3 separate regions of the Mus musculus genome follow, and all the other regions are linked to region 3. Evidence: chromatin loops called from intact Hi-C (ENCODE). Cell type or tissue: heart. All regions are shown on one strand.

Region 1 (8,000 bases), 81 kb after region 3:
CTCTAGTGGTAATACGAGCCATGGGCATCCACACTGATCCCTGCAGCTGCATAGCCACAGATGCAGACATGGCCCTGGACCTCCCATGGCTCCGGGTTGACAGGGCTGGTCACTCACAACAGACTACTCCTCTCCACCCTCCAGTCTCCATGTCTATCTCTCTTCATAATGCACACTGTGGTGGCTCTTGCATCTAACCACCACATACTTGTACATTGTGGTGACTCCTGCTTCCATTTTACCATGTGCCTGACAGGGCCCTGGGTGACATTCACCGTCAATGTTGTGTGGTGTGGTAGCAAACAGGTGCCAGTGCCATGCTCCAGAGGGCAGGAGCTAGACAATTCTTTTTGTTGTTTTGTTTTTTGTTTTTTCGAGATAGGGTTTTTCTGTGTAGCCCTGGCTGACCTGGAACTTGCTCTGTAGATCAGGCTGGCTTCAGACTCAAAGAGATCCACCTGCCTCTGCCTCCCAAGTGCTGGGATTAAAGGTGTGTGCCATCACCGTCTGTCTGGGTACACTGTTTTTCTAGGGATGAAGTAAATGGGTGGGCTTCTGTGGCCCATAGCCTTTTCCCAACCAGTATTAAAATTGTAAATGCTCACTCACATACATGTGTGTTAAGGAGTTGTAGTTGTTTTTCTGTTGATCTACTTGGAGATGTATTCTGAAGTCTGCTGCAAGCTTTACAGAAATTCTCCTGGGGACTCTCTTACTTGGCTTTAGGAGCAAAGACATAGCCCTTTCTGCCCTTGCATCTGATGCCTCTATACAAGACACCCTTGCTAACTATAGGGCCCAAACAGGTCCCAGCACATTGTGGGGGCTCAATAGATGCTGCTTGCCAATCTCTTCAATCAGCAAAGAAGAAACTTCTCCAAGCTACTACCCTGGGCCTTAAAGCACAAGTGAATAACTGAGAGAATGATCATTCCAGACTGAAGGACGGTGTGAGCAGACAGACATGGCAGTCCCAATGTCTGTCTCATCCTGGAAGAACAGAGGTCCTCTCAGAGGACCACTGTTGGGAGCCAAAAGCAGACGAGGACCCCATATAGGCCAGAGTGGGGCACTTCCCTTGAAAAGGGGATTTGCTCAGAGACCTATCAGGTCTCTATCCATTCAGGTGAGGGGAGAAGTAGACTGCTGGTGGGAGGGCATCACAGGTAAGGAGTGCATGCATGGGTTAAGTGGTTATGTCCTGTGGAGGACCCTAACACAGCCACCAAACCTTCAAAGGATCCTCAGAGTTACAGGAGGCAATCAAATTAGGCTGCCAAGCCTCTTGGCAGGTATTTGGCTCCACCTACCAGAGTCCTCCCTCCTCCCTAATCATGCCCTACTCCTCATGGGGCTGTGAGAGATGTGATTATCAGGCAAAAATGCCAAGCATGTGTGATAGTGAAGATTGCTCCATGCACACTTCAGGATGGGGGGTTGGCGGGTAAATGGCATAGCCAGGCATAACATGGCCAGGGCTTTTGTGTTAAGCTTCTAGTAGGTAACAATTGCAGAGAGGGCTCAGGATCCCACCAGACAGGCTGAGGGTTGAGCGGTGGCCATAGCCTGCAGGTGGCCTCACCATGCTTTCTCTCCTGTGCCCAGTCCCACAAATACCTATTATGCACCATTTTTCTCCAAGAGAGTCACTAAAGACCTTGCCTGTCTCTGCAGGTGGGGAAACTGAGGCACTTTTCTTTAGTGGCAGGCTCTTGGAGCCAGACCACCAGGTGATACTTGAGCCTGCTTCTTCCCGTGTTCTTCCTGCCTCCCTTCCAGCGTGACATGAGCTCCGCCCACCTAAAAATCACAGCCGCAGTGTTCACTTCCCCACGAATCTGTCACTACTGAAGCCTTCCTTACTATGGCTGGGTCCTGCCTTGCCTTCCGTTTCCCAGGTTCAGCTGTCACTCCCTACCAATCACATGGGTTGTCTCCAAAGCCCGCCTTGGGAAGCCCCTGAGGTACTTTCATGATGCTTTTGACTTCTTTGCCACCACCCCAGATCCTTGGCAGAGGGTCATGGTCAACAGGCTCCCCTTAACACGGATGCCACCACACACGCGCGCACGTGCACACACATGTGCAGCCCACCTCGTAGGCACTGTGCTGTTTCTCTTCTCCTTTGGCCCAGGGCTCTTCCTTCCCTCTTTGCTCATGTACAAATCCAGCTGAAGGTTATAGCTACACGCTTTGAGAGTGCCCTGCCCTGTCACTCCCCGAAGTGTGTCTCCACTAACAGCCTGTCACCGAACACTGGGGCTGGGCATCTAAACCGTTGGTTCAGGTTGTTCTGAGATTAAACCTACCGCCTTTCCTGTGGGCTCTGATAAGGGTGATCCTGGGTGTTTATCCTTTTTTTTTTTTTTTTTTTTTTTCAGTTCTCTGAGTCCATGAAGTCTGACAAACTTCAACTTCTCCAGGAAGCCTCAGAGCTCTTGGCGATAAGCACAGTGCCTGACCACCTCCCTGTGGTCCGCTCACTTTCAAGGTGCTTGAGACACTTGGTGTCAATACCATCCCTGAGCCTTGCCCTTCCCTGCCCCTTCCCGACCCGGCACGGGAAGCACTGGGGCCATGATTAATAATTACCTGAGGACAGAGTGTAAACAGTCGCTGCATGGGAACCTTACACTGAGGAACGGTTGTTCACTATCGATCTCCTGACCTGTGCCCTACACATTCGCAAGCCCTTCTTGGATGACTGGGTGGAGCAGAGAGTGCACCGCTCACACTGTGGTGGGGCTAGGAGAAGCAGGGACACAGCTATTGGGTGGAAGGAACCGAGGAATCTAGGGATGATGGGAGCTAAAGACGTCAGAAAGGAATCAAAAAGGACTTTAAATGGGTTGAGGGGTTTGCTTCTTCCATGAATACTGGGGACCCATGGAAGGCTTTAGGGTAGAGGCGGTTCCAAGCTGTCTTGAGAATAAGACGCCAACCATGTGGACAGTAGACTGTAGAGGAGAGACCAACTTCAGCACTAAGGCTAAAGGACCACGTGGGAGAGAATGGGGCAGCCTAGGAACCAGGTGCATGGGGCCATGTCCTGGATTCAAGTCCCACTGTCATTCCTATTAGGCAAGCAAGCTTGGCTTGGAGCAGCTGCCCCCTCTGTTGGCTGCTTGGGCAGCCACAGGTCTTCCAGGAACAGTCTGTAAAACATCCCAGCCTCAGATGAAGGTTTCCTCTACTTGCCTGCCTTGGCAAACCACAAAGGAGGGGCCTCAGCTTGGGGAGGTGCCAAGCCTTTGTTCAGATTCTGTCCATGCCTGGACCCCCTGCCCATTGTTTCCCTCACTGTTGTTGACCTTGGGTCTGATGGCAAGAATTGCTTGGCTCCTGAAGGTCAGTGTTACAGAATATAGCCAGCCAGGCAGGATGGTTCTCAGTCCCGTGGACAAGCTCTTCCTATGGGGTCACTTGGTGCCCTTATCTGTGTTCTGAAGCTGTGAGCCCCCCACTACCCTCTGGCTGTCTGGGGTTTCAGAGGCCATTGCAGAAAATGCTCAATCCCCGAGGACCAGGAGATTCCGTCATCAAACTTGCAGCCCCAGGATGGAACTCTGACCCTTGTTTGGTGTCAAGTTGACCCAGGAGCCCTGGGTCAGAGGCCCACATCTGTCTCCCCTGCTGTTGTCATCCTGGGTTTGGGGGGGTCCTTGCTGCACCAGTCATGGGCTGTGTGCTATAAGACAAAATAGGGAGATGGGACACTGGTGTGTTTTGGATTTGGAACTTGGGATTTGCTTGGTTTAAGTCTTAGTCCCCTTTTTCCCATTTATGTCATCCGAATTAAATTACACAACAACTGTTTGGGGCTGTAGCTCAATTGATATTAAAGTCTTAAATTCAACTCCCACTACTACATAAACCTGTCATCCCAACATTTGGGAGATGGAGTCAGGAGAATCAAAAATTCAAGGTTGTCCTTGGCTACAAAGCAAATACAAGGTGAATACACACTGCAAGAGACTGCCTCACAGTGCAAACAAAAAAGCAAACAAGTGAAATAACTGTGCCTCAGTTTCTCAACTCCTGGGATGGCAACAATGGGAGCACATATCGCTCCTCTGATGTGTAGACGCTGCAGAGTGCTTAGAATAGAGCAGGCAACTAGAAGTGCTCAGTCTTGCTCCTGAGAGCTAGACGGAGGGCCTGAGATGCAGACGTGACCATATGAGATGTTTCCATGAATGAGGCTGCCTGGACCTCATGCGTGCTGGCTGAATCCTGGAGAAGAAGAGTCTGACCCCATCATCCCCAAAGTCCCCTCCCAAATGGCGGCCATTTTCCCTTTGACACCTCTGACCTGCCCTCTTGTGGCTCCTGGGCCGTGTGGAGAAATGCCTTCTGTTGTTTGGTCCTCCCCATACCAGGCATTGGTCTCTAGTTTAGAAAACGAGAATGGGCCAGATGATGGGCCCTGATGCTGGCCTTTGTTCCCCGCAGTGACCACTTCTGAGAATGAGACTGGAGGCCACCATGACAAGCTCTGGGTGCAGTCTTGGAGGTCCTGGGGCCAGATGTGGAAACTAAGTCTTGTGATGTTCACCCTCCCTCCTTGCTCAGCCGCTCTGTGCAGGAGCAGTGGGTGCTCTAGAACATCTCCCTGGCTGAGGGTGGGTGGAGTTTCCTGCAGCCCCTCCCCTCTTATCTCCCCTGGTTTCCTGAGATTCTGGGAGCTCGTGTATCTGGGTGTCCTGATTCCACACCCAGGCCCTATTGTGTGGGAGCCTGGTCTTTCCTTCAATTCAGCCCTCTCCTCAACAGTGAGCATTCTAGGGAGTGACAGATCAGCAGCCCACAGACCCCGGAGGAAGCCAGCTAGCTAGCCGAGTCCTAGGTATCTGTGAGCCTGCTTCCTATCACTCCAAACCACTTCAGAACCTGCCAAGAGCCTCCCCTCTTCCCCGGCCACAGCACACACAGCTGGGGTTGCACCTCCAATAATCTCCTGTTCCCTGTTCTGGAACATCATCAGGGGCTAGAAAGCTGCTTCCACATGAGAGTCTAGGAAGGGATGGGCGTGTGCCAAGGACAGTTGAGTGCATAGGACCTGCTCTCTGTTACCTTCTCGGGTCACTTGAGTGTACCTGGTAAGAATGTATTTTAAAGGGGGCTAGGCAGAAGTTCCCCATGGCCCCTCAGCATGGACCTGCTTAGGTCTTTCCTCTCTCTCTGTCCTACCACCCTGTGCTCACACTCACCTTCTGAGAGCTGACTCCTCAGCTCTGCTCCCACACTCGACTGGCCAGCGGGGAGGAGAAGGCTTCCTCCAGCAGAGCCTCTAGCCTTTCCACCTTCCAGCATCTCCATCAGTGTGTTCTAGACCGGCTTGGGCCTCCTTATCTGTACAGAGCCGAGGAAGGGGTTGCAGAGATCGCTGCTGCTAAGAGTTTGAGGAGTGGGAAGAACACAGACTCACATAGCAAGGCATTGAGCCCCTCTTTTAAAGTCCCTCTCTTAAGGTCAAACCCAGCCAAAGCAAAGAGGCCTCATGGGAACCTTGTTTGAGCCTGGCTCGGCTAGAAGGCCAGCCTTATCCCTCCGTCTGTTTGGACCTTCCTCTCCCTACACCACCACCTCCCTTCCTTGATATAAACAAATCTATTGCCATATTCCCTCCTAGGAAACCTTTCCAGTCTGCAGAGAAGAGGCGGGGCTCTTCCACTGCCCAAAGACCCACGTTACCACTTCCTATCCTCGGGCCTGCGTCTCGCCCATCCCCTGCAGGGTTACATGATGGAGCGTCATAGGCCTACATTCCATCCTGTTTATGGATGGAGTGCTCGGCTGGCTGGGTCCAAGCCAGTTTGCAGTGTGTAGATGTCGTGTCCACGCCCCCACCCCCACCCCGAGCACGAGTGTCAATTTTGGCAAGGGTGGGAACTAAGAGCACTACGTCATCGTTTCTGAACCATCTTTTGGATTAGCGTATTACCTTACTGAGCCCCAGTCCCTCCCGTAGCACACCCAATGGGTGCACCAGCTACTCTTCAAGTCTCTGACTATAAGATATGTTTAGTCAATTCCCTGGCAGCCAGAATCAGGAAAATACTTTCTACTGATAACAGACAGCAGCACTGGCTATCTCAAAGTAAGAACTATCAAACAGCTCTTTCCATTCCTTCAATGGCTAGCTGCTCAGATGGAACTAACAATACATTGTATTCAATCTCTGGGTAAACAGCTGGCTGTGTCTGGGAATCTTAACAACTCAGTCCCTTGCGGCTTATGGTGTAGCTCTGGGACAAGTTGGCATTCCCTGGGTGCCTGTTAGAACGTGGAACTCTAAGTCCCAGTCAGACTTAGGAACCAGAGGCTGCAGTTTAAGAAAGCGCCTAGAGAACTCACATTCCTGTGAAGAGCTGAGAAGTACTGGTGACTCCTTCGATGGATGTTTCTAGAACAGATGTGACAGTTTCATAAGGAATGCCTGTTATGGCTCTCTTCTGTCCTCTGCAACTTCCAGACACCTTCGAGCTTCTTGGTAGCCCTCTGGTCTGTGCAAAATCAGCCTGGCTTTGTCTGACCCTTAGACTTTGCTCTGGCATGGTCGAGTTCCAAGAAGTGTGGGAGCTTTCTGCATACACTGTGTACTCTACAACATGGTTTCTTAAGGATGAAGCAGGATGCCCCCCAGATAAGGAGGGACTGGCTGTCCTCTGTGATGACAGGCTTTCTTCAGTAACAAGCAGGGAAACGGTGATCATGCCAGGCTTAGGAGCTGTCCTGCTATTAGGATAGGGAAACCAGCTCTAGAGACCTGAAGAGGCCCCCCAAGAAGCTGCAACTTGAGGAGATAGACCCTCGAGTCCCCATTCTTCTCTAAAGAGCTGTTACTTACCGTGGGGAGGTGAAGAACACACTTAGACTATGGCCTTGATGTGCAGCCCTGGAACAGGTGGCTGAGTAACTAGGACTCAGTAACTGCCATGGAGTAGGCTGCTTGGAAGGGAAGATACATCAGTCAGGGACAGGACTCACCAAGGGGGCTTTCTCGTCTGATAATGTATTTGTAACCCTTCAGTTCCAAACCATCTGTGGTTCAAACCCTGCCACCTCCAGGAAGGCCTCTAAGGCTTCTTTCTGCCTCACCAACCAACCAGTTTCCAATGACATCTCTCTGTGCCCTGGTCTCTTCCATCTTTCTCATGAGTGTGGGCTCCCTACAGCTTGCAGACCAGGGCTCTGGTACCTGTGATCACCCATGCTAAGTCATGAGAGTGACCAGAAAGGAGCGGATGAGCCATTTCTAGCTCATGAAGTGGCAGGTCCTTTTTGGTGTGCCCAGTACCCTGCTAGAGCCACTCTGTCTGGCAGAGAGAGGCGGTGGCCTTCTCTGTATGATATTTGAGGAGTCACTTGAGTCTGTAGACTCAGTTTACCTATATGCAATGGGGTTGTAGTGATCAAAGCCCCAGCTGCCTTCATGCTCAGATGTCCTCAGAGTCAGGGAAGGAGCTCAACACAGAACTCCTGGAGAGCTTAGGAGCCGATGACAGGGAGTCTCGAGAGTGATTTGGTAGGACCAAGGGACACAGTAGCAGAGCTATACCCCAAAGCAGGAGGAATATGCATGGATCTGGGGGCTGGACCCAGATAGGCTTTACAGCCGGGATCATCTCATCATTTTCTTATTAGATGAGACAGCAATTGCCTGTATGAGATGCTCTTGCTGGCCTGGTGGGCTCCAGGAATGTTGGCTTCACATGAATAGAATGCTCAGATGGATACAGGGGGAGGGGTCTCCAAGGCAATGGGGAGGGACCAGCCCTACTCACTCTACCTCCCACCCCTAGAACTCAGCCCACTAGCCTGGCTCACAGTTTCATGATCCTGAGGAGATAAAGCATGAACAAGAATGTTCTCATAGGTGCCCTGCCCTGTCTTTACTCCAAAGAAGCCTAGCACTCACTTTGGCACTGGCTGGCTGATGGGTTAGAGGATGCCTACTTCCATTCAGCTTTGAGAATGTTCCCCAGATATCCTGTCTG
Region 2 (8,000 bases), 110 kb after region 3:
GCAGGCACCCTAGGCTAGATGACCTGATGAGGAGATGTGACCTATTATACTGGCCTTGGTCTCGGCACTGTTACCCGTGGGCTCAAAGCAGGCTCCAGTGGAAGGTGTGGTGGCCCAAGGTAGCCACTTGTCACTTGACCCTAAGGACCACAATACCTTGGGGAACCTGATAGTTGTGTAGAAGATTCTTTTTCTTTGGGGTTCCTAGGCTAGTCCCCAGCATCCTTGGAACCACAGCGAGGAACCTGGCTGGAAAAGCACTGGAGGAACCGGTGCCAGGCCCCCACCCTCAACGTGGCCAAGCCATGTGTGGGGCCATTAGGATTTTTCCATGGCTCCTGTAGAGCATACCTTCGTTGGTCAGAGGCTTCTCGAGGAGGGGACAGTGATTAATGTTTTATGGACGAGCTGCTGGGCATGATGCCTTGTTTTCTTTAGGTTTAGAATACAATGAAGACGATGATTGGAATTTGCTTCCTAGCAAGGGGGCTGGGTGAGGCCATTCTTGGGAGGCCAAGGACCAAAGGTGCTGGTGTTTACCATTCTTAGTGCCAAAAGTGAAGTCTTTGCTTACAGGGTCATCTTCACAAGTCCCACTTTGAGACCAATGTCCAATGGGGCTTGTGAGAAAGGGTGTCCAGAAACTTCAAGAAACACTGCATGCAGAGATTGTTCTGTTGATCTTCTTGTAGCTTACTGACTGGGCACAGAGAGAGGGTACCACCACCTAGCTGCAGCTGGAGGGCAACTTGGCTGCACTTGGTTGAGTTAGCTTGACATAAAGTCCCCAGGTTAGCCTTAACTAACCATAGCTAAGGATGATCTTAAACTTCTAATCCTCCAACCTCTACCGCCTAAGTGCTGGGCCAACAAATGTATTTTATGCAACACTGAGGCCTCTGTCATGAATGCTAGGCCAACACTCTACCAATTCAACTCCTTTTCTAGTCCCCATTTTTTTTTAAATACCGTAATTATTTCTTGTGGGAGAACAAATTTAATTCATAGAGTTGTCCATTCAGTAAGATTAAGGGTCAAAGTGTCCATGCGCATGCACTTGTGCTGGAGAGTGGGGACATCTTCTGTCATACCCTGTTTTAATTTGCCCTTCTGTCTGTCCAGAGACCCTTCCCTGTAGTCAACTGTCTGGGGGAAGTCCAGTTCAATCCTTGAGGAGTACACAGACTTAGGCCTCTATGGATCTGCAGCCTAGTCCAGGACCGAGACTACCACACAAGCAGAGGCCACAGGAGTATCTTGTGCCCCCAGCGACTCTATGCGTGGGTGTCATTTGCTTTACCTACCTTCATGCTGTAGTTCACATCTAACTAGATCAGCTTGGGTTATCAGGGGACTAGCCAGCACAGATTTTTAAAACCAGCTGCAAAGTAAGTGACAGACTCATAATGTCTACAGTTATGACATCATAGGTAAGGGAAGAGAGACTCTCTGCATATGAGTCTAATCCAGAGGGGCAAAATGTGAACCTGAAAAATTAATAATGGGACAAAGCCCTCCATGATCAGAGCCCACACTGGCTGCAGCCTCTGACATTCTAGAATAGGCTAGTGTGTCCTGGCACCTTATTAACATGAACTTCCTTATTTTTTAAATTTAGCATATATTGTTTGTAATGCAACTTAAATAGAAAACAGAAACCAAAGAAAACAATAAAATTTGTTTAGGTTAATTTAAAAATTGATGGGTGGCATTTATGCCTTTGAGTTGTTAATATATCTCATGTGTCATTTTGGTGTGTGTGTGTGTGTGTGTTTGGATGCATGTATGTGTGAGTGTGCACGTGTATGTACACACGCACACTCTTGCATGTGATCAGTTCACTGCAGAGGGCTGCTAGGCCCTCCTGTGGAATGCCCACACTGAATCTGAGCTGACTATGGAATCTACCAGAGTTACAATTGCACAAATACCCCATGTCCACCTCACACCCTTCTGCACATTTCTTTGAACTCCAAGGACATATTTCTTTTTCTTGAGTTTTGAAAGACATGAGGGCAGCCACAGGGTAGCCCTCACTTCTGAGTAGAGTTACTCAGTGTTATATGCATAGCAAGCAACGCAAAGCTTTGCCAGGTCATGTGACATCAATGTCCCTATCCACCTTCTTTGTAGATGTCTGAACCGATCTCTTTCCTTCACTGACACACACAATGCCATTTTGCTCCCTCCTCCCCCAGGATTTCTTTCACTGAGAAATAGATACTAAATTCTAAATTTACTAAGAATACCGACGACCTGTGTCTTTGCTCAACCTGTTTCTCAGCTGACAATCTACACCAAAGAAGGTACAGCATAGACAGGGCTAGCCAGGTGTCTCACTCAAACCAGGTTTGGGAGGCAGGTCCAGCAGGTGACTTAGCATGAGCAGGGGCCTGACCTGCACATCACCTTGGAGTCCGCATCCAGGATGTGTTTTTCCTGCGTCCAGCATGTTCACCTGCACCTAGAAATGGGCAGGGCTTCCTAGGCCCTCCTTTATCTGCTCTTTTTGCCCCCTGCCTCTCTCTGCAGGATCTCAATTTTTCTCTCTTCTATCATCCTGCAGACCCCAAGAGCCTTCTCTGCTCTCCTCGCAGATTCCTAGGCCCTGAGATGAAATGACTGTTCAACTGTTCATGAAGTTCCCAGAATCACTGATGCGCCTGAACTGTGGCGGGTGGCCCAGGGCACTGACCACGCGAGACGGACTCCAAGAATTGCCCAGCTGCCAGTGGCCTCCTGAGCGGGGAGGGGCAGAACATCTGCCTCCAGGAATGTAGGGCTCAGAGACACTAGATCACAAATTCTCGGGGAGGCTGTGGCTTTGCTTCCAGAAGATTCTGAGAGCCCCAGCTCCCATCCCTTGTCATCCTTCTATATGAGTGGGAAGCCAACCCAGGTCACCCTTGGTGAGATCTTTGGAAGGAAAAAAAAGCCTAGAATGTTAGATCTGAAAGCAACTAAGCAGACTTGGGGATTTCACCCATGGTGGGGGCGGGGGAAGTGTTCCATCCAGTGCTGACCCCGCTCTCTGGCCTCCTCAGGAGGATGCAGGCCAACATTTCACCTAGGGAGCTGTGGTACCCAGTAACCTCCATCTCCATCTTGCCTCTGCTTAGCTGGGGTACACTAGCAGCCCCCTTTTTATCTCAGGTCCCCTGGAATACAGCACCAAGAAGAAGGTTGGAAGCAGATCAGTAGCAGAACCCCTTAGTACTCTGGCCAAAGAAATAAGACCCAGTCCAGACAGCTGCCTTCCAACCAGTGCCTGCCTGTCCTTCTCCATCCCCTGCAGTGTAGCCAGATGAAACCAGCATCCTGCCTCCTCAGCCTCTGGGCCCGACCCTTTTGGAAGTTGCTGGAGGGTTGTGTTCTAAAGACCTATTTGCAAAGCCCTGCCCTCCTGACCTTCCCACCTCCTCTCCCTGCCTGGAGGCTAATCTTTTGTTTCTGATCTCCTGCTGGGCAGGTGCCAAGACTTCATGGAGCAGGTGAGCCCTTATCAGTGTGACAGAACAGAAGGTACCTACTGACAGGCACATCCTAGGATCTGTAGGTGGGAGCAAGGTGAGAGCTGAGGGCGATATGAGAAACTAAGGCCAGTGAGAGGGTTCTGATCTAAGTCAACTAAGTCTCCGTGGCCTAGAACCTTCTCATTGCCCTGAGCTCGCCTTAGCTAATGCCTGATGTGGTAGTATGGGCCTTTCCCTACTTACCTCTTTCTCAAAGGCCTTCAGACCTTCTCATCCTCTGCACAGACATGCAGTGGTTGAGTCGATCGATCTACATGCCTTCTGTCCTACCTCGACTTCACCCTCCCAACCCTACCCATCCACTTTTGGCCGATTGAGTCCCCAGGGGTATAGAGACAGTCATTGAACAATGGAGAGAAGAAGGTTGTCTGCAGCTCAGACATTACTGGTTGCCCCCAGAGGGAGGGCAGGAATACAGTTTTCCCTGGCACTCAGGACTAGGGTATAGTGAAATAACTGGGGAGCGAGGGCCACGCACGGAAACTGATGGGAGGGTTTGCGGTTCTCAGTATGTATGCATTTCAGAACGGAGTCTGGGCCTGGATATTGGGGATCCCTGACTGAAGCCCTCAGAGTAGTGAGCAGAGAGGCCTCCAATGTTCCTGCAGCGTGTGGCAATGTACAGGAACTTTATAAACACATTGCCATGTTTGATGCTGATACATGAGCTGAGAGTGAGGGATTCAGTACTTAACGACATCCGAGAAATCCTTAGGTGTCAGGCACTATTCTGGCTGCTGGGTAGTAAACTAAAGGGGCAGTGTTTACATTTTATGAAGAACAAATCAGAGAATTTAGGCAACAAGCCCGAGGATGCGAGAAAAGGCAGACTGATCCATATCTGGAGCCAAGCTGGGGAGTTCTGGGGCAGAGTTCTTTCCACATCTATGCACCGGTTGGGCAGAACGACTGATGGTGTTCATGTCAAGGCAGCTCACTTCTGAGCCTCCTTTTCCTTAACCGACTTCAGGGCTGTTGGCTAAGCAGCAAATCATTGCTCATGGGCAATGATAGAAATTAAAATTTTACATGAGAACAGCTGTCCACTTTTGAGCTCGGTCTAGGCATTGGCATCTTCAGAATCCATAGGAAGAAGGCACGCATGGCTCTCCAGCAGGGGAAGTGACATACCAAAGCATCCTTGAACTGCAAGTGCCCTGAGCCCCTCCCAGTTCCCCCTGAACTGCTCTCTGGGTTATCAGGGGAAGCAGCTGAAGCTGTGGACAAACAGGCAGGGCAGGCAGGGACACGGGGACATGTGGTTTATAAATAAGGGTGGGCGGGACAAAGACAAATCAGGTAGGAGGTGGGGAGGGGAGCTGCAGGGAGAGGCAGAAGGCCTTAGGTCTCTACCCCACCTTGGATTTACACCCCTTCCCCAAGAAACAGGCTCCTCCTCAGATCAGAACTGACTGTCATCATTCCTCCTCCGTCACCTTCTCCCCACTGCACCCCACCAAGCCCCAGGCCCAGAAGCTCTGAAGGAAGCTCAAGTGGCAAAGTCCTGGCCCAGCCCCATGTACTCCCAGAGGGATTAGGGCTGCTCTCCTCTCCCAAGTCTTCCAGGCTCTCTGAACCACACCAGGATACATTCTAGATTTGTAAATGGAAGGAAGGGCTCCTCAGCACCAGGTGCTCAGGAAAAGGAGGGAGCTAATGAGTGTGTGTGTGTGTGTGTGTGTGTGTGTGTGTGTGTGTCCCAGTGTTGACTCTTTCTCTCAAGGCTTCACCCCTCTTGCTTGGAACAATGTGACTTTCTCATTTTTTGCCTCTTTCAGCTTTCCCAAGCACTTCAATTATTTATTTCATTAGAAAATAAAAAATAATATAAAATAAAATATATAGTTGGGCATTGAGGTATGCCCGAGAATTAGGAATTCCAAATCAACCACTGTGAGTTTGATGCTATCCTGGTCAACATGAGGCAGAGTCAGACAGCCTGGCTTAGAACCTGGGGTCTGATACCAACCATTTGATCTTCAATGATCACTGTGGCCTCAGTTTCTCCATCTACAGAATGGGTCATTGTGGACTTAGACTCTGGCACCACAGAGCTCTGGCTCACCTTTCTTAGTTCCCCCCATCTGCAGCTGCTGTTCTCTTCCACCTATACATTAAAGGCTGGATAAACCCCAAGTGGGGTTGAGTCACCATTTCCCCAGGCAACTATTTTCCCCAAGTACAGGGGGCGACAATGCAGAGTGGAGAAAGAAAAGAAACAGAACTAAAGGAGAAAGTGGGAAGGGCTTGGCCTGGAGGTGCCTCACTTTGTGGATCCCACCATGGCTCTAAGTGGAGTGCCTGGCCCTGGGGCACTGGCCTGGGCCTGAGTCCTGTGTGACTCAGGGCTGTGTGGCCCTGGATAGGTCTGCTCTCCTCTCTGGTTCTCAGTGTCTCTGCCCAGAAATCGAACAAGGGAAAGGTTTTTTCCCTTGCTTTTCCTGCCGTGCCCAGGAGTCAGGGCCAGCTGGAATTCAACCTGTAGCCCTTCTTGTTCTTTCTCTGCGGGGGCTTGGGGTTTCTCCCCTCAGGATGCTCCCACAGTGCTCTGGGCACACTCCTCCCTGGGTTCTTTAAGCTATTATGCCGTGACTGCTTTACCACCACTTAGAGAACCTCCTTTTCTCCTGCAAACTATCCACACAGGGCACATGCAAGGGACAGCTGAGACTGTCCAAGTCACAGGAGTCCCCGCTGCTAGGAGGAGGGCAAAGTCTGTGGAGAAGTTGGAAGTTTATAAAAGAATGAGTTACCCATGTACGCATCAAAGCACTCTTCCGCTAGAGGAAAACAAAGTGACACTGTTCCCACATCGCCTGGCTTGGCTGGAGGCCAGCGTTCCTCCTCACCCTTGCCTCTCGCAGCTACCTTGCCCTTCACCTCCACCCCCTTAGCAGTTACCCTGACCAGATACTGGCAGAAAAGGAAGGGGGGTTCCAGGAAATGAAGCAGGGGTCTGGGCAGGGTGGCATTGAGTGGACATGGTCAAGGACAGATATAGCGTGGTCCTTCCACCCTCTCTGGGGAAACTGGAATGCTCTTCCTCTGGGACCTCCTTGCTTCTCACAGGTAACTCTGGGCCTTCAATGTCCAGTACATGAACCCTAGAAATTCATACCATAGAAGTCTAGCCTTTACCTTGACCCCAATTTTGACCCTTAATTCTAAGACAGAAGACACACTAAACTCTGGACAGAAGTATCTCTGAGAGTGACCCACGAAGGCTGGGTCACCACAGGAATCAGGAGAGAGTGGCCAGCAGCTGCTTAGCTATGGTGAAGAGATGCCGAGGATGAGGAATGTGCCTTTGGGCTATCCGTTCCCAGGTGCCAGGGTCCCTGCTTTTTCTAGACCAGTCACCTCGACATTCCAAATGCTGCAAGCCTTTAATACAGTTCCTTATGTCATGGTGACCCCCCCCCCCCAACCATACACTTTTTTGTTGTTACTTCATAACTGTATTTTTTCTAGTTATAAATTGTAATGTAAATACCTAATATATAATCCTGTGACCCACAGGTTGAGAACCGCTGTTCTAGACTGTTTCTTTTCTCTGGAAGGAGGGCAACATGGGAGCAAATCTAGGAATTATGGTTGCTCTGATCTTACCCGGAGTACGACCCGTGAGCTGCGTCAAAAAGCCATTTGAGCCAAGTATCCAGAAGCAGCTAACCCCCTGAGGCTGTCCATGTCTAAGGCTCCACCCCAGCCTGGGTAAGTGTTTGGGACCCTTGACAATTGATTGGGAAATTATCTGGAGTCTGTAGCTAGAAAGAGATGTAGTTGCTCAGTTTCACCACTAGGGGTAGTGGATGCAGGCGGGACCAAAAAGTCTCAGCTAAGCTTTGCAGACACTAGGCTGCTCTCTGTGCCAGGGAGAAGGAAACTGCCCACTATCAAAAAAATCCACCTGTTTATGGGATGGGTAGAAATACTTCACCCTGGTATCTCTAGTACCCACCCAGTGTGGTAGAAAAGCCCTACCATTCGCTACTGCCACAATTTAAATGTAATTGTATATGTAATGTCCAGATAATTAAAAACACACACACACACACACACACAAGAATATTGGAGTAAAAGATAATGCTTGTTTTGGCGGTTTACCCACATTACAGCACTCCCTTCTCTGTCCCTGGGAACATATAGACATTCAGGCAGACACTTATATATATAAACATTGGGTTAAAAAAAAAAACGACTTCTGCACTTTCTGTTTTTCTCTTAAAACCTATGCATTTTAATGATACTTATTGAGTGGATTTTACCCAGTGTGCATAACCATGATCATGGTCCCTGTAGCTTCCGTAGTATCCCCAAATAGTTCCTCCCTGGCTCTTTACTCTCCACTCATGTCGTCCCCCCCCCCCCCCCCCGTGTGCCCTGGCTACCTCTCAGCTTCCCTGCTGCCTGAGCTCAGTTCCTGTAGGCTTGCACGCGGGAGGAATTATACCGAGTCTGATTCCT
Region 3 (8,000 bases):
GCTTCTGCCTTCCACCTGCTGGGATTCAAAGCATGAACCAACACACCAGGCTTTGGCAGAAGTTTTACTGTTGAGGTTAAAAGAGAATGTGTTGCTTGCGTCACCCCCACCCCCGCCCCATACACCCACCCACGCTTCCTTACAAACTCCCATGAAGTCTGTTTCCACTAAGGGATCCAGACAGGAAATGTGAAAATCTGAAATCCCCATGTACTGACTTCTTGAGGCAGTTGTGTGCTCTCCAGCTTTGGGACCCAGAGAGAGTTTTAGTTCTGAACCGCCACTTATCAGACCAACCTTGAAGAGCTCGTTTCTCTGCCATGTCTCAGTTTCTCAGTAAGTCCCCGATCTGCCAGGCTTCCCACATGCAAGCTGCCTGTGTTCAGTAAGTGGGGACCTGCCTTAGACACAGGGGGGGCAGAGAGGGAAGGGATCCCCAGTTTGGACTCAGGGGTAGTCACACCTCATTTCTAGTGAAATTGGCTGCCAGGAGAGGCACAGGAGGCAGCTTAGCTGGCTCGGGGACACATCTAATTTTAGCCCAGAGTGAGCTGGTTCTAAGTCGGGGCTGGCTTACTCAGGAGAATTCCACAGCTCCCTGGTTTGTGTGTGTTAGGTAGCATGATGCTCACTCTCACAAGGTTAATGAGCTTGGGACAGCCTTTTCCCGCTCCTCCTTCTAAGAAACATCCATCCGGAAGACAGTCTGTGCTCTGTGCTTTAAGAGTAGGTCAAAATTTCCTGGAGGTTCTTTTTCCATGATGGGCAGTGTGGGGTGGAAGAGGGAGTAACTGAAGGGACCAGTTTTGGTTTCTCTGTCCAAATTGGCGAAAGACAGCTGCTTCCCTGGGCCTGTGTGCCTAACGAGACCTCTGGTCATCCCAGCAGCTACAATTAGTCATGTACTCCAGGGGTTAAAGGAATAAAAAGATGAAAAAACAAAAAACAAAAAAACCAAAAACCAAAAAAAAACAAAAAACAAAAAAAACCAGAGCCAGGCCTTGTGGGGAAGGCCTACAATTCCAGCTACTTGAGAGACATACTCAAGGTTTGCTTGGCTAAAGAACGAGTCCAAAGCTCAGTCAAAGCGATGTAGTAGACCCTGTGTCAAGAAAGGGGTAAGGGTCGGGGTGGGAAGGAGCTGGAGTGGTAGCCCAAGGACAAAGCTCTTGCTCAGCATGCCCAAGGCTCTGCTTTCAGTCCTTACTACCACAAACCAATCCTGGACTTAGGTCACTTTCAGAGACAGTCTCAGAATTCCTGGGCCTGAGACGTGCACTGTCTGGGTGGCCTTTAGAGTTCTTCCCTGTTCTTGTTTTTGTTTTATGTTGATTGTTAAACCCAGCTTTGCACACGCCGGGCAGGTCTCTATCATTGAACTTTGTACAGGTGGGATGGGTCTCTACCCCTGTGCTTTAGTCATGCTGGGGAGGTTCTTGACCACTGAGCTTCCCTTCCACGTCCTTTCAACTTTGAAAATGTCATGGGTATGTTTGTGTGCTTAGTGTGTGCTAGTGTGTATGGAAGCCAAAGGGCAACACTGGATATCTTCCTCTTTTGCTCTCCACCTTATTTCTTGAGACAGGGTCTCTCATTGGATCTAGCACCTGCCCATTTTCCTAGGCTGACTGGCAGCAAGCCCCGAGAATGTGCCTGGCTGCTTCTCTAGCGCTGGGATTACAGGCACGTGCTCTGTGCCCAGCTTGGTACATGACTGCTGGGGATTGAACTCGGGTCCTCATGGTTGTATGACAAGCACTTTACCAACTGAGAAAAATGCCTTAGTCCCTTCTTTAAAAAAATTCTATTTATTCTTCACTGTTTAATGAAACTCACTCTGTGGTCTCGGCATACCCTGAACTCGTGCTCCTCCAGCCCTGCGCCTACTGAGTGGCAGAGATTACAAGCTTGCACCATTGCGCCTTGCTGGATGGACTTTTTAAAGAGAAAGAAATCAAAACAGCATTTCCTTTTTCAAATTCTCTAAGAATCACAAATGGCATGTATACCTTTGAGGACCCTTTGTAAAGACGGGCTCTTGGAGCTCCATTAACCTAATGGTACAACAGACTTTATTGAGTTGTTATTATAATTCTTGGATGAAATTAATACACTTCCATAGTGTTGAGGTAAGCGGTCATCTTGAAGTAAAGGCCCACCTCTCAGTGACAGGGCTTTGTGAAACATTTTACTGTATGGTTTCCCCCTTCCTCTGTGTCACCACAGACCTATGAGTGGGAGATGGATTTATAGGGGACAGCTGAAGCCTGAGACTCAGTGTCCCCATTTGTAAAAATAAGACTGAAAGTCCCTGTGCTTACACAGGACTGTGTGAGAATTTGACTTGAGAGTTGCTGTGCAGGTGCCTGGGAAAGCAGTCAGTGGCTGCCACCAAGGCAAAGCTGGCGTTTAAAACACCTAGACTGTCACAGGAAGGTAGATCCGGGCCAGGGCAGATCGTCTGAAAGCCACTCAGAGACACAAGTGTCATCTAACAAGAATGGCTTTGCTTTCTCATTTGTCTCTTTCCGAATGGTTGTTCCTCCTGTGGTCCTGACAGTGCTGTTTCACACCTGCCTTTCCTAGGTCTTTAATGAATATGGCCAGCAGGGAATGGTCATGTTCAAAATGAAAATACATCATCCTACAAGTTGTTTTACACTGTCCTTTGGCTAACTCAACCAAACAGAACTAAGTAGATTGAGTGTTTGATGGGGCCAAGGGAAAGTCGGCCTTTCTCCTCAGCATGGCTCCCTTCCTTGGCTATATTTGTTGGCCTTCATTGCGACAGTAAGAGTAGAACTACTCCCCCAGTGTGGCTTTTACTCACAGGTAAGCAAACATCTCCACACAGCTTTTCAGCCACTGTGGAAACCCAGGCCACTTATGCAATGGCTTCCTGGTGGTTGTGAGAACCTTTTATAAGTCAGAGGATGACTGTAATCTCCCTGTGGTCAGGTCAAGGTTATGGAGACATCCTTTCTATCACAGACTCTCAGACCATCCTTGGGAGGCAAGTCTGGAAAGTTATGTCCCAAGAAGTGTCATTCCCATTGAGTCTTTGTGCCACTGGGGAGGTAGAGTCCTAACTAGAGGTAACATCAACGGTTGTGTTGCCTGGCAGTGTAGGATGTGCCCTGCTCACTTCTGGATTACTCCTGAGTGTGCATGGGCCAGGCTTCCCATCATTTCTTCAGCATTCTTCTCCATCCAGCTTCTCAGGAGTGGGCTTGGTTAAATCTGGGAGCCCAAGTAGTGTGCAGAGGGCCAGTGGCAAGACCATGATGCAAGTAGGCCATGGGCTGACATCACTGTGCTTTGTTTACTGTCCGTCTGAGTCAGAAGCGTGGATGCTTTGATGAATTTGTTCAGGGATGTAGCCCATAGAGACTACTTTTCTCCCAAGAAGACGCTTATGCTCTTGGAGTGACATTACCTCTACATAGTTTTAAACATTTTTTTTTAAAAGACACACTCTATATAGCTCTGGTTGTCCTGAAACTAGCTATGAAGACTAGGCTGGCTTTGACCTCACAGAGATCTGCCTGTCTCTGTCTCCCATGTACTGGGGTTGAGCTCGTGTACCATCACACCAGCCTCCTTTCCTTATGTACTGAACATCTGCCTCTTAGCATCAGTCTCACAGTGAAGTGGAACTCAGACACACCCAGAAACTCAAGTCCTGAACAAGAGTCAGCACAATGAGGACCACAAAGCTTTGCTGAATTATATATCCCAGAAGGAAGGGCAACCTTTCCTAATTGATTTAAATATTAAGAAAACGCAGCCAAGGCCTCTTGCTTCCAACATGGGATACTTGAAAATGAATGGACCAGAGTGTCTATAGCCTTGCCTGTTCCCGGGATCTTGGGGAAAAACATGACTGGAAAGTTAGAAAGCCATTCCAGACCTAGTCCAACCTGGATGTCTTAGAGCAGTGGGCTCTAAGTGGGCTCCCTCCTAGCCCAGTCCATTTCTCTAAGGCAGTGGCTCTCAACCTGTGGGTTGCAACCCATTGTGTGTGTGTGTGGGGGGGTGTTAACATATCAGATATTTACATTATGGTTCATAACACTAGCAAAATTCTAGTTATGAAACAGCAACAAAATAATTTTGCAGTTGGGAGTCACGATAACACGAGGAACTGTATTAAAGGGTCACAGCACTAGGAAGGGTAAGAACCACTGCTCTAAGACATCCAGGTTGGACTAGGTCCGGAATGGCTTTCTAACTTTCCAGTCAACTGGGCTGCATCCTGGTGAACTCCGAGAGCTTCAGAGCTCCCAGAGGGAGAGCCATTCATTACTAACTATGCAGAAGCCAAGAGCCAAAGTGGAAGAATAGGAGTACAATACGAGGGAAGGTCATAGCTAGTACAGTTTTGTTTTGCAAACTGTGCCCTTGAAAGAACCCTCTGAACGTGAGACTTGGGTAAATTTCTTTGTTCTTGGAATGTTCCAGAATCCATCTTGACTCATGGAATAGATATACAGGAAGAAGAAGTGTTGGACGTGCTCTTGGATTTTGCCCGGGCTCTGCATATTTCTTGTCAAGGGTGTGTGCCAAAGCACCTCAGGAGGGACACAGACGGAAAGAGAGTTAAGCTGAGCAATTATCACCCCCAAGAACAATGGTCCAGGAGGCCAGGGTACAACGTGTATTCCGCCCAGCCAGATACTGGGTAGATGGATTTTCCAGGAGGATGCAGAGCCATCAGTGACCCACCCCCAATCTGTCATCACCGGGTGATGCCTATCTTTGTCCAACCTTCGTCATCATGGACCCGGATGAGAGAGACCTGGGTATGCAGCCCAATTCCCAATTAGGGATTTTCATCACTTGCAGGAAGATCATTTATTTGGGTTGAATTGTTAAGGCAGATTGTTTTCACAGTGTTCCAAGCAGAGAGCATTCTTACAGGAAATACCAGACCAGCCAATTATAGTCAGGTTTTCCACATCCTCAAGAGGAAAGGAAAAAGATGGTGAGAGAAAGAGAGAAGGAGAAGAAGGAAGAAGAGGAGAAGGAAGAGGAGGAGGAGGAGGAAGAGGAAAAAGAAGGAAGAAGAAGAAGAAGGAAGAAGAAGAAGAAGAAGAAGAAGAAGAAGAAGAAGAAGAAGAAGAAGAAGAAGAAGAAGAAGAAGAAGAAGAAGAAGAAGAAGAAAGGAGAAAAAGAAGACATCGATGAAGACGTTGATGACAACAGAGGAGGAAGAGGAGGGAAAGGAATTTTCTTTCTATTCTGAAGGCTGACATTTGGGGAACTGGCAAGTAGCGTGTGAAGTGGAGACCTGTTGAAGTCCCCGAGCTACACAATGTGATGGTTAAAGCACACAATGACTTCTGGATAACCCGGAGTCCTTCCCGAGACCTCATGTTCTCTGTGGCTTAATTTTAAAAACGTCTGCTGATCATCTGGTGGTGGAGCGAGGCAGAGGAAGCCCCTCCAGAGGCTTGGACACCTCCCATTCTTCACCCTGGCCCCCAGTGGTGAGATGGTCAGGAGCTTCCTTCCTCTCATGAGCTTGTTAGTAACCCCAACAGGTGGCTTCCCAGCATGGTTTGCATCCAACCTCAGCACCGCATCTCCACCTTCCCACAGGGACTTCATCCATGACCACATAGGAAGCCAGAGAAATGGGGAACAGCAAGGTGAAAGGGAAAAGCAAAGGAACCTCTGCCGTGGAGAACCCAGAGGTTTTTAAAAGCCTTTCGTATCAGCAGGTCTGAGGACGGGACGCTCCAAGGCAGCTGCCTCTCCACAGAGCAGTCTTTAAGAGCATGGTTCTGCTGGGAACGAAGGAAAAGAGCAGCATGCAGCTGCTCATGAGGGGTCTGGGATAGGATGTGTCTGAAGGGCTGAAGCCAGGAGCACCATATGTTAGCATCCTTAGAGCAATCTCAGAGACACCGCAGGTAAAATGGGGGTGGGGCGAGACTTGATTAGCTATGCAGCCAGCCATGTCAGTCTTGTTTGGTCTGTGCGGTCCTAACTACTCTGCCAGATTCCTGTCTGGCTCTCACCGACAGCGTCCCTGCCCTTGTTGCGTGCCTCTGGTGTACCTTGAGTGGGACACATAGTCGTGTGGATGTGGACATGTTCCTAAGGCAGGGAATGTTGCATAGTATTCGAAAAGCCATTCTGTCCCTTGAGCCTGTCCCTTCTTTAGGAATGTCTATGGTATTTGTTTTTATCAGGTTCCTTTTCAGCATCAGTTATCTCATATTTTAAATCTCTCATAAGTTGGTGTGAATTACATCATTAAATTTTCTACCGTTAAAGTCTTGCGTCCTTGAGGGGTCATACTTTCCTTGACACTCATGGTCAGTGCAATTGCTCAGTGTTTCATTTCATAACTCGCACTTAGGTGGGCAAGTGTGAGTTTCCTGGAGGTTGTTGTATTTGCACCGCCCTTTGCCATCATCTCAGGTAGTGCCTAGCAGCTGCTGTGTGTGTGTGCATGCATGTGTGTGCCTGTGCTCTTTATTTACTCGATACAGTCACCCACTTAGTTTATACAGCCTTCTTTGAGGGAAGGTTTTTTTTGTTTGTTTGTTTGTTTTTGTTTTTTTTAATCAATAAGAAAACAGTTGCACAAAGAAGTGAGTAACTTGTCTCCCTTGCAGAGATTCAGGGGTGCTCTCCTGAAACTCCTACCCAAGTTGGGCCCTGGATCAGAAACGCCACATTCAGAGTGGAAACCGGGGAGAGTTATATCTCATTTGGTGGCACAAATCGGCAAGAACCATGCACACACGTTGCTCAGGCTGCTCTTGAATTATTGCTTGAGTGCTTCTCTGGCCTCCAGTCCCTCTGTGTGCATGCTGGGGCCACAGGCACGACCCATCCTGCCTGGTGAGATTATAGTTTCAGATTTCCTGTTCCTTCTTGAGGCAATTTTGTGATTTTATTCTTTTAAATTAAGTATTGTTTTGTGTGTGTAAGTGTGTGTGCTTATGCATGTGCTGTGGTGTGTGTACAGCGCTCCGGAGGCCAGCAGTGTGGAATGGGTTCTCTCTTCTAGCTTTAAGTGGGCCTGAGCTCTGGTCACCAGGTTTGTATGGCAAGTACCTTTACTTACCGTGCCATCTCACCAGCCTAATTTTGAGATCTTTCTAGAAGAACTGTCCAGTTTGGTTTGCTAGTTTTCAAATACCTTGTTTTGACCTTGGTTATCTGCTTCTCTCTGAAGACATTCTGTTTAAAATGTTTTAACCCCTGTCTTGCCCTCTTAGTATTGTTGGTTACCCTGTCCTTTCTCCTTGTCAGTTATGATGAATCAGGCTAGCAGATGGATCCCCCCAGGGGGCACCTCTGGTAGTCTCCTCAGGAAACCAGCTTTGGGGGTTGCTGAACCGCTCTACTCTCTGTAAGTCTTGTACGTACTTTCCTGCTGTTTCAGGACTTGGCTCTTTGCTGTAAACTTTCCACAATAACAGGTTCCTTATGACACTCACTACCCGCTGTTAACCATGTAACGGCGTCGTCCCAGAGCTGAGTTTTCTGTGTAGCCAGTTTGAAATAGTTCTAACGTCTACTATCATTTCTTTAGCATTACTAATGTCTTTTTTGGAGGACTGTAGAGGAGCTATCTTTATTATTGGATTTCTGAAAAAAAAAAAAAAAAGAATTCTTTGCAGTCAGAAATACAGCTTGGAATATTTTGAAAATTGCAGCTTGTTTATGTGCAGCTTTTGTAATTAAAGCCGTATGGACGAACCAAGGATATATATTGTTTAATAGTTGGCTGTGTTAAATCACGCATATTATTTTGACCTTTAAATATTCTTAGTTGTTTTTTTCCCTGTTTGAGGTATGGTTTGCTGAGAGGTGTGCTAAGACTTCCTACTGTGCTCACAGGTAAACCCTTTATCCTTTGTTCTGTCAAAGCTTTGTTCCTGTATTTTGGGAGGGTTGTTAGGAGTACAGAGATTCATGGTGGGTACGTTTCCCCTTTTTAATTCTGTAACAAGTAGGTTTATTGCTAATAATATTTACTT

What was found. A loop is a pair of places that touch in the nucleus more often than their neighbours do. Peaks named below come from ENCODE experiments on the same cell type or tissue, not always from the same donor. Only the 100,000 strongest peaks of a DNase experiment are listed, where the experiment ranks them.
Region 1: a loop joins it to region 3, with 5 times the contacts of the local background. A loop is called at or near these places in 5 of 42 quality-filtered maps.
Region 2: it touches region 3 in a loop (6-fold over the local background); 3 of 42 quality-filtered maps call a loop at or near these places.

Annotation. Positions count from the first base shown.
Region 1 is chr6:55,321,822-55,329,821 of GRCm38, forward strand. Gm38819 (a long non-coding RNA gene) reads right to left here and starts at 6,574. Exons shown (of 2, transcript XR_869121.2): 1 at 6,358-6,574; 2 at 3,815-5,352. In heart, a CTCF peak has its summit at 3,115; DNase peaks (open chromatin) are centred at 3,220, 4,680 and 5,680; H3K27ac peaks cover 349 bases; H3K27me3 peaks cover 1,002 bases.
Region 2 is chr6:55,351,514-55,359,513 of GRCm38, forward strand. No RefSeq gene overlaps it. Among named protein-coding and RNA genes, the nearest start is that of Aqp1, 19 kb to the left of the region's middle. In heart, CTCF peaks have their summits at 4,636 and 7,329; DNase peaks (open chromatin) are centred at 4,778 and 6,368; H3K27me3 peaks cover 383 bases.
Region 3 is chr6:55,241,219-55,249,218 of GRCm38, forward strand. The region is part of intron 5 of Mindy4 (MINDY lysine 48 deubiquitinase 4); the gene reads left to right. Among named protein-coding and RNA genes, the nearest start is that of Mindy4, 42 kb to the left of the region's middle. In heart, no CTCF peak of the experiment used is centred here; DNase peaks (open chromatin) are centred at 473, 4,683, 5,453 and 5,893; H3K27ac peaks cover 906 bases.